3 separate regions of the Homo sapiens genome follow, and regions 1 and 3 are each linked to region 2. Evidence: chromatin loops called from intact Hi-C (ENCODE). Cell type or tissue: PC-3. All regions are shown on one strand.

The links. A loop is a pair of places that touch in the nucleus more often than their neighbours do. Peaks named below come from ENCODE experiments on the same cell type or tissue, not always from the same donor. Only the 100,000 strongest peaks of a DNase experiment are listed, where the experiment ranks them.
Region 1: a loop joins it to region 2, with 11 times the contacts of the local background. A loop is called at or near these places in 6 of 110 quality-filtered maps.
Region 3: it touches region 2 in a loop (10-fold over the local background); 4 of 110 quality-filtered maps call a loop at or near these places.

Annotation. Positions count from the first base shown.
Region 1 is chr13:94,619,031-94,621,530 of GRCh38, reverse strand. It overlaps GPR180 (G protein-coupled receptor 180), which reads right to left. Exons shown (of 9, transcript NM_180989.6): 4 at 2,201-2,381; 5 at 2,014-2,063; 6 at 296-453. Among named protein-coding and RNA genes, the nearest start is that of GPR180, 18 kb to the right of the region's middle. In PC-3, a CTCF peak has its summit at 1,034; no DNase peak of the experiment used is centred here.
Region 2 is chr13:95,153,415-95,155,914 of GRCh38, reverse strand. All of the region lies in intron 19 of ABCC4 (ATP binding cassette subfamily C member 4 (PEL blood group)), which reads left to right. Among named protein-coding and RNA genes, the nearest start is that of SNORD13G, 56 kb to the left of the region's middle. In PC-3, no CTCF peak of the experiment used is centred here; a DNase peak (open chromatin) is centred at 1,294; H3K4me3 peaks cover 1,248 bases; H3K27ac peaks cover 2,500 bases.
Region 3 is chr13:95,099,367-95,101,866 of GRCh38, reverse strand. All of the region lies in intron 20 of ABCC4 (ATP binding cassette subfamily C member 4 (PEL blood group)), which reads left to right. Among named protein-coding and RNA genes, the nearest start is that of SNORD13G, 110 kb to the left of the region's middle. In PC-3, no CTCF peak of the experiment used is centred here; DNase peaks (open chromatin) are centred at 1,126 and 2,066; H3K4me3 peaks cover 1,127 bases; H3K27ac peaks cover 2,500 bases.

The DNA of each region.
Region 1 (2,500 bases), 530 kb after region 2:
AACCTAGTATTAAACATACTGTGCTTAAATAAGCTGATAGGAGCTCAAATTCAGGTAAATTATAATTAAATTCTGCAGTCTACATATAGTAGCATCCAGATAATTAAGATTATTTGATCTAACACTCTTTAAATTCATACTTTAAATGACACAAATTGTAGAAGCTCAGAAATTTCAAGAAAAAAAAAATGACACAAATTCCTTATGGGTCCCAGGTTTCAATTCTGAAATGAGGTATGCTCAAGTTTGCATTTCTGAGGATTACTAAGCAGAAACACTGAGTATCAATACCCACCTGTGTCATGACAATGAATACTGCAATGCCAGTGGATGCAGGCGTAGAATCCCACTGGAGAGGTCTGCTTTGAGACTTCTTCATTCTGACTATTGTCCAACCCATGCATAGACTCAAAAGTAAGTATAACATCTGAATTTGGGAAGCGATGTCAAAAACTAATGGGACATGAAAACCAACGTCAACCAAGTTTTCACAATATAAAAAATTTAGTGCTTTTTGCATTGAGAACATCTTTTTTTTTTTTTAAGAAAAACCACAAAAAGCCATTTTCAAAGAGAAGCTAACGAAATTCATTAAGAGATATTCGCAGGTAATAATTCTAAAGATTTAAAAATTGCCATAAATTTTGTAATATATTTATTAAAATAGTTAAAACAGCAGCAATACTATTTAAAAATACATATATATGCCCATACCATATGTCCATTAAGTCCAACCTTAACTCTTTTCGTTTCCCATTTTTCTTAGCTTTTCTAACTACATAATCCTGTTCTCTATAACTCACTGCTTATTAAAGCAAATTCTAAATACGATTTCTGCAATATGGAGAATACTAGTACCTTCATTTCTGGGTGAATTTTTTTTGATGGCTGAACTATAATGTGAAGAGTATTTTCTAAAACTATTAACAAGAAACAATACAATGAAATGCATAGCTCCCATAACATCCAAACATTGGCTTTACTTTCAGAATCCTGAAGACAAATGAGAAGCTCCATGCATTAGTGTGATGTGCCACCAGGTGGCCATCACCTACACTGCAGGGGAAGCCTGCTACTTCAAACAGAAAAGATGTATCAAAACCACCTGTATCCAGGTTAACACTACAAGAAAACAACAGAAATCTATAAATGCTTCAAGTTTCATATATATATTTATTTTATGAGGTAGCATTTAATGATTTTTAAGAAAACTTATCACTTTTCTTCACAGCATATTTTGATGTGAGTTTTAGGCTTTGGGTCAGAAATAGAAAAGAGTCAGTTATAACAGAGAGTGGAATTATAATAGGAAGAAAAACTTCAGCTTTGAGGTAAGAAAATTTAGGTCTGAGTCTAGTCTCTACCACTCAATAGCTGACTGACATGTGGAAGTATGTTTCACATCACTGAGCCCAGATCCTTTATCTGCAAAATAAGGATATGCAGACCCCTTTTCTATTGAGGATAAGATGAGAGAATGTATATAAATATACCTAAAAACAATGAAAAGGCAGAGTGTGGAGACTCATGCCTGTAATTCCAGGACTTTGGGAGGCCAGGGTGGGTGGATCCCTCAAGCCCAAGAGTATAAGGCCAGCCTGGGCAACATAGTGAGACCCCATCTACAGAAAAGGAAATTTAAAAATCAGCCAGGCATGATGGTATGTGCCTGTAATCCCAGCTACTGGGAAGGCCTGAGGCAGGAGGATCACCTGAGCCTAGGAGTTTGAGGCTGCAGTGAGCCGTGACTGTGCCACTGCACTCCAGCCTGGGCTACGGAGTAAGAACCCTGTCTCAAACAAACAAACAAAAAAACAACGAGGAGCTGTACACATTACCTATTATTAAGAAGAAACTAAGTAAGACATATGGGAACTTAAACTGTAATCCTGTTCTCAGTCAAGCTGATTTCTAAACAATTTTCGACAGAAAATTTATACTATGACAAGAAATAAAAAAAAAGCAGATAGCGAGTGTAAAAGCTTTTTAAAAAATGCTCAGAAAGATACTCACATTCTGCCAAACTTCCCATAAATGGTACCCCTATTCCATCTTTGGAGTAACTGAGGAATTGAAGAAGAGTAGTGTAAATTACAAATGTGAAAAAAATTGTTTATAATCAAAGCAAGCATAATTTTGGTGGACTAATTAGGATTAATTAGATGTAATGATGAACACAGTTTTAGTGGTTTTGAGTTACCTGGAGAAATGAATGTAATTAGCTAAAGCTGAACCAGCTTGTAACAGCAATGCAGTTGTCAGAACCTTTAAAATCATGTGCATGGGTCCGCCTTTCTTAATAGCCTGCCACAATGATTGAGCATAAATGCAAGCAATCACAAAGTACACTAGGACTAGGAGGAAAAAGAACTCATGTAACCCTGTGAAGAGAAGAAAGGGAGTTTGCTTCAGTAAAACAAAGCCAGTTATCGTATTGGGCTGCTTTCAAATCTCCCTGTCAATATATTTCTAGAACTTGTTTTTTAACTGGAGTCATAGC
Region 2 (2,500 bases):
ACTCTTTGTTTTGGAGAAAAGATGAGCGGTTTGTTGTCCTGTTTTCTCATGCCTAATTATGGTGACATAACATTTAGCTAAGTACACTGACTCTAATGGGTGCCAGATAAATGTTTACTTGCTTTCAATTTGTTAATTTGGCTTTAAGAACCCAAGAGCTGGTGTTGGTAGAAGTGTTTGTTTACTCTCTCAGGGAAGTAAAAGTTAATATTGGGTTACAGCCAGTGTGTTTTACACAACTGGTTTTTCTCCAGTGTGTGCGTGGGGAGTATGTGTGTGTATGTATATTTATGTTCATCGATGCCTTCAACAGTGTAACAAAAAAACCAGATTCATATCATTCTTTTTTCTTTATAGATTAAGGTAAATGAGAGCTAAAACACTAGATAAAAGAAAAAAGAAACATATTGACTTCTTCCCATGTTTCTTTTTTTTAATCCAGTGGAAGATGCTTGTGGTCACTGAGGTATGGAATGCGAATGCTAGTACTAGATTTTAAGATAGACATATTCTCCTATGTTCCCTAATCAAAAATCGAGGGTTGCCCCAGTGATTAAGATTCTCAGCTTTTAGCCAGGCGTGGTTGTAGTCCCAGCAGCTCGGGAGGCTGAGTCAGGAGGATTACTTGAGTCTGGGAGGTCAAGACTGCAGTGAGCTGTGATTGCATCACTGCACTCCAACCTGTCTCCAAAAAAAAAAAAAGAATGATTCCTTCCCAGCTTGACTGAATGGGAAGTTAGGATGTGCATCCTACAGGAATTGAGGGGAGGAGGGTGGTAGTGGTTTGAACTATTGTTCTGTTTCTGAAACCTGGAAAGGGACTCTGGAATCCACTACAAGTTGCTAAATAATTTGTGGAGAACTGAAAGCAACCTCCATGATGAGCTTTTTATATGATCAGAAAGACTGTCTTGCGATACTCTATAAAATCTGATGTCCATATCCCACTTCCTTGCCAGAAAAAAAGAGTCATCAATAAAGAAGAAACATAATTGTAGGGATACCTATTTATCTGTTTATTCAGTTCAAATGACCACTGGAGTTGGTGCTAAATGTGCATTTTTAACAAGTATAATATTTCAGCACTGTCAAAATTACCTCTACAATAATAGGCTTGTTAAATTATAGCTCTATAAGCTAGGGGGTAAGATGGCTCTGCCCAGCACACATTAATCTATGCCTGTTCACACAAGTGATTCTGCTGAGCAGGTAGCATGTTTAAACAAGAAATACTGGTCCTAAAACCTCTGATTTATGGTAGGTGTTGTTTTGACACAGCACCATTCAGACAATTTACAAGGCAAAGCTTCGTGCTAAAATATTTCCTCAGTGTCATCATTCGTCACCAGTATAAATATTCAGTAGTGATGCTGGAAAATTGGTAATATGCCCATTGATGCCAAATCACTCGCTATGTTTCCTTTCAAGTGAGATCTGTTGTGGATATGGTTAAAAGAAACTATGATTTTTCTTCCTTGAGAGCAGATGAGCTGTAAGAAATTGAGAATAACAACCGTCCTGACAGCTTTCATGTACTCAATCTTGCCTATATTGCTTTTAATTCTGGCTTAAGTCCTGCGGGCTTTCCCTCCCACCCCCTTGCCTGATGCGTATTGTAAAGAACACATTTATATGTACATTAGTTAGTTTAAGAGGCTTTTTGTGTTCAAAGGAAGAAGTTAGTCATCACCAGAAAAGCTTTGTTGCAAAACAAAAACACACATTTCCCCTTTCATTTTTTCTTGTTAATAATAACAAATGCAAGTGACTATAAAGGGAATAACACAAAAGATTGCATCAATCATAATGATTCTCAATAGCCACATAAATATTGTTTTTTCAGCTTTGAATGAAACAGCTAAGAGTTTGAAGTAGGTGTGGTAATTAAATCCTGTCGGGTTATCACAAATTAAAAATAATGTTTTTTTCACATAACAATGGTTATATGTACTTAAACTCTTATCAGGGGTGATACGAAGTCATATTTTATGGGAGTTGCTCCTTTACTGCTAATAGTATCATAAAAGCCTTTGTTAGGAGTTTAAATAGTTACGTAGTTACATATATTTGATTGCTATTGTTATTTTGTCAGTAATCTGTATGTAAGCGATTACTGTAGCACTTGTCTACAGCTGGTAAATATTGCATCATTTTGGCATAATTTTTAATCTACTAGAATGTTCTGATTCATGGTTTTTCTCCATAATAAATCATACATGGAGATACTGACAACTTAGTAACAGAGAAAGCACTGTGTTTGTCCAATAAAATGTTAAAAAGATAAAAAACTAGGGAAGAATGTGCTTTGTTCAAAGTGATAATCATGTAATATTTCAGGAAATTATAAGATGACATTTTACTTAACTGTGTTAAATTGTTTTCCTATAGTGTATATAATGTGATACCTGCATGTATTTGTATATGCCTGTATCTCTCTCTCTCTGTCTCTCTCGATATATGTAAGTTCTCCACTTCAGTCTAATGTCCGTGGCTATGGTTT
Region 3 (2,500 bases), 54 kb after region 2:
ACAATGACATTATGCTGCATTAAGGTAATTGTCAGACAGTTACCAGACCCATAAGTATTAGGACATGAGTTTGTATTCCAGATATTAGGTTTATTATCCCTGAAGGCTTTAATGGCTATTTTCTCTTCTGGAACCACAGTATCAAAATCAGTTGTTTTCAGAATAAACCAGTGAGCACTAAATATCTCATAATAACGTAATTTTCATAATATTGCTGAAACTTCCTTGGCCCTTGATAACATTGAGTGTAGAGTCTGAGTTATCTAGACTTCTGCTAGCTAAAATCTTTGCCTCTAAGAAGTCTTCCTACTAGAAAAAAACAAATGAAAAATGAAGATAAGATGCAGAGGTTGGATTTAGGCATTTTAATTTTTTCTGTTTAAATTTGGGAGTGCTCCGAGTGTGCTAACTTGCACACAGCTGCACTCAGCAAAATACTGTAATATATTGAGGCACACGGAATTGCAAAACCTTTCTTCCCTACACACCCCTCATCTAAAAAAAAAAAAAAATCAGCAGCTTGACTGAGCTTAAATAACTGACTTTTCATATCCTTTCATGGAACACAAAGGACTAGTCCTGAGGCTACTTGAGCCACCAATGCAGGCAGCAGTGGAGACCACCACTGAATGTGCCAGTCCCTCCTCCCACAAACAAAACACATTGACTGCAGCTTTATGAAGTGAAATGCCCAAGAAAAAGAAAATGTGAAGGAGGTGTCCTCAGTCATTTCTTCCCTAGGGGGGTGGGAGGGCAGGATGAGGGGCAGGAGAAAAAGCTGCTGCATCTGGATGTGGAGAACAAAGCCATCCTAAGACTTGAGTATAATAGGTTGGGTCACTCGCTTTTATAGAAGCAAAAGAGTGGAACTGCCTTGACTTGTCTCAGTACCACTGACCCTTACATTTCATTGTGTAGAGATGTCAGGGAAAGTGTGTAGAAAGCACACTGAACAATGACTTTGTCATTTTGAGATTTCTGAGGTTTGTTCACCCCTTCCCCCAACTCCTACCCTCAAATCCCCATTGGACAAAAGAGATCGTTAGTTAGGTCGCCTTGCCGTCATTTGAAAGATCTCTGTTTTACTGAGTCTTTCAAAAGTAAACTCATCCATTTTAACTGAATCACGGCGTTCTCATGCTTTCAAAGTCAACAAAAGAGTTTTAGTCACTGCATTTACAAGGATGGACTAGTCTGTGAAAATGCCAGCCCTAGAGATAATGATTCATGCCAACTGCCACATTAAAGTGGATTTCCTTGTTAATAGACAGGGCAGTTGATGACATGAGTTACTGGAAATATTTGCCAACTCTTGACCCCTGGATTTCTGAGATCAGGATGATAGGATTCACACAGGCCCACTCTAACAATTCCTTTACCTTTTCTTTTTTAATGAAAGATGCAATGGTTGGGTTTTTTCCAGTGTGATAGCACATGTAGAAAGCAGTACTGTCACCATTAGTGTGGTGACAGTTAATCACTGGGGACCCTCCCAGGCTTCCCAGGCTGGCAACCAGTGTTCCAATTTTTCCCAGCATGTGTGTTCCAATGATAATGTTTGTAGTTTAACAAGAAGCTAATTAAGACCTAAAGAAAAAAATTAAGAGTCTCATTTTTATCAAGTCTGGTGGTATTCAGCAGAGCATAGAACTTTCCATTCTGGCATATTGGATGATGTCCATTGCAAAACAATAGTGGCCATTCGTGGTGCTTTCTCTTCTTGTCATTTTGCATCCTTAGTAATGATAAAATGGACAGCTATTACCCAGGAGAGGAAAATGGCCAAATGTTTACTTAATTGAGGACCTTTAAATTCTCTCTATGCTATTCTTGATTGATTACATTCATTTTTGTCTGTATACCTACTGAGTTTTCTTGATAAGATGAACAAAAAAAGGTTTGGACTGGAGAACTTGCCTGAGTTTTATTAAAATCTTGCAGTCACTATTTTCTATATGGATGTATCACTTCCATCTGATGTGGGGCATGGGTAAGTGTAATCTGTTCTACTTGTGAGTTTTGTGACTCACTTGTTTTCTTTCAGCCCTTTCCCTGGGTTCATTGACTTAGTGTTCTCTCTCATTTGCGTTGAGTCATGAAGCCGATAGTGCCGCTTGTGCATCGCAGCAAAGGGCCAGCCACCTATGGGACACGTATCAAACATGGATCAGGAGCCATTTTTGTTCTAGGGCACATGGGCTGGTTACCATTAGTTCTCACATTTGCCCTTTCCCACCCTCAATGCACCTGAGGAGATCATCTCTTAGCGTTATGGTTGTGTATTGATACACTGCCCAACCTCTGCCTGAACATGGCCAAAGGGATGGGAATGAAATTCTAGTGTCATATTTTTTTTACCCTATCTATTTTTATTGAGGTATAGTTTATATACAATAAAATCGACAGTTTTTTTTAGGTTGAATTTTACTAATTGTGTACATTCCAATATCCACCCTCTAAAACAAGATGTAGAGCATTTCCATCTCCTCAGGAAGTCTCC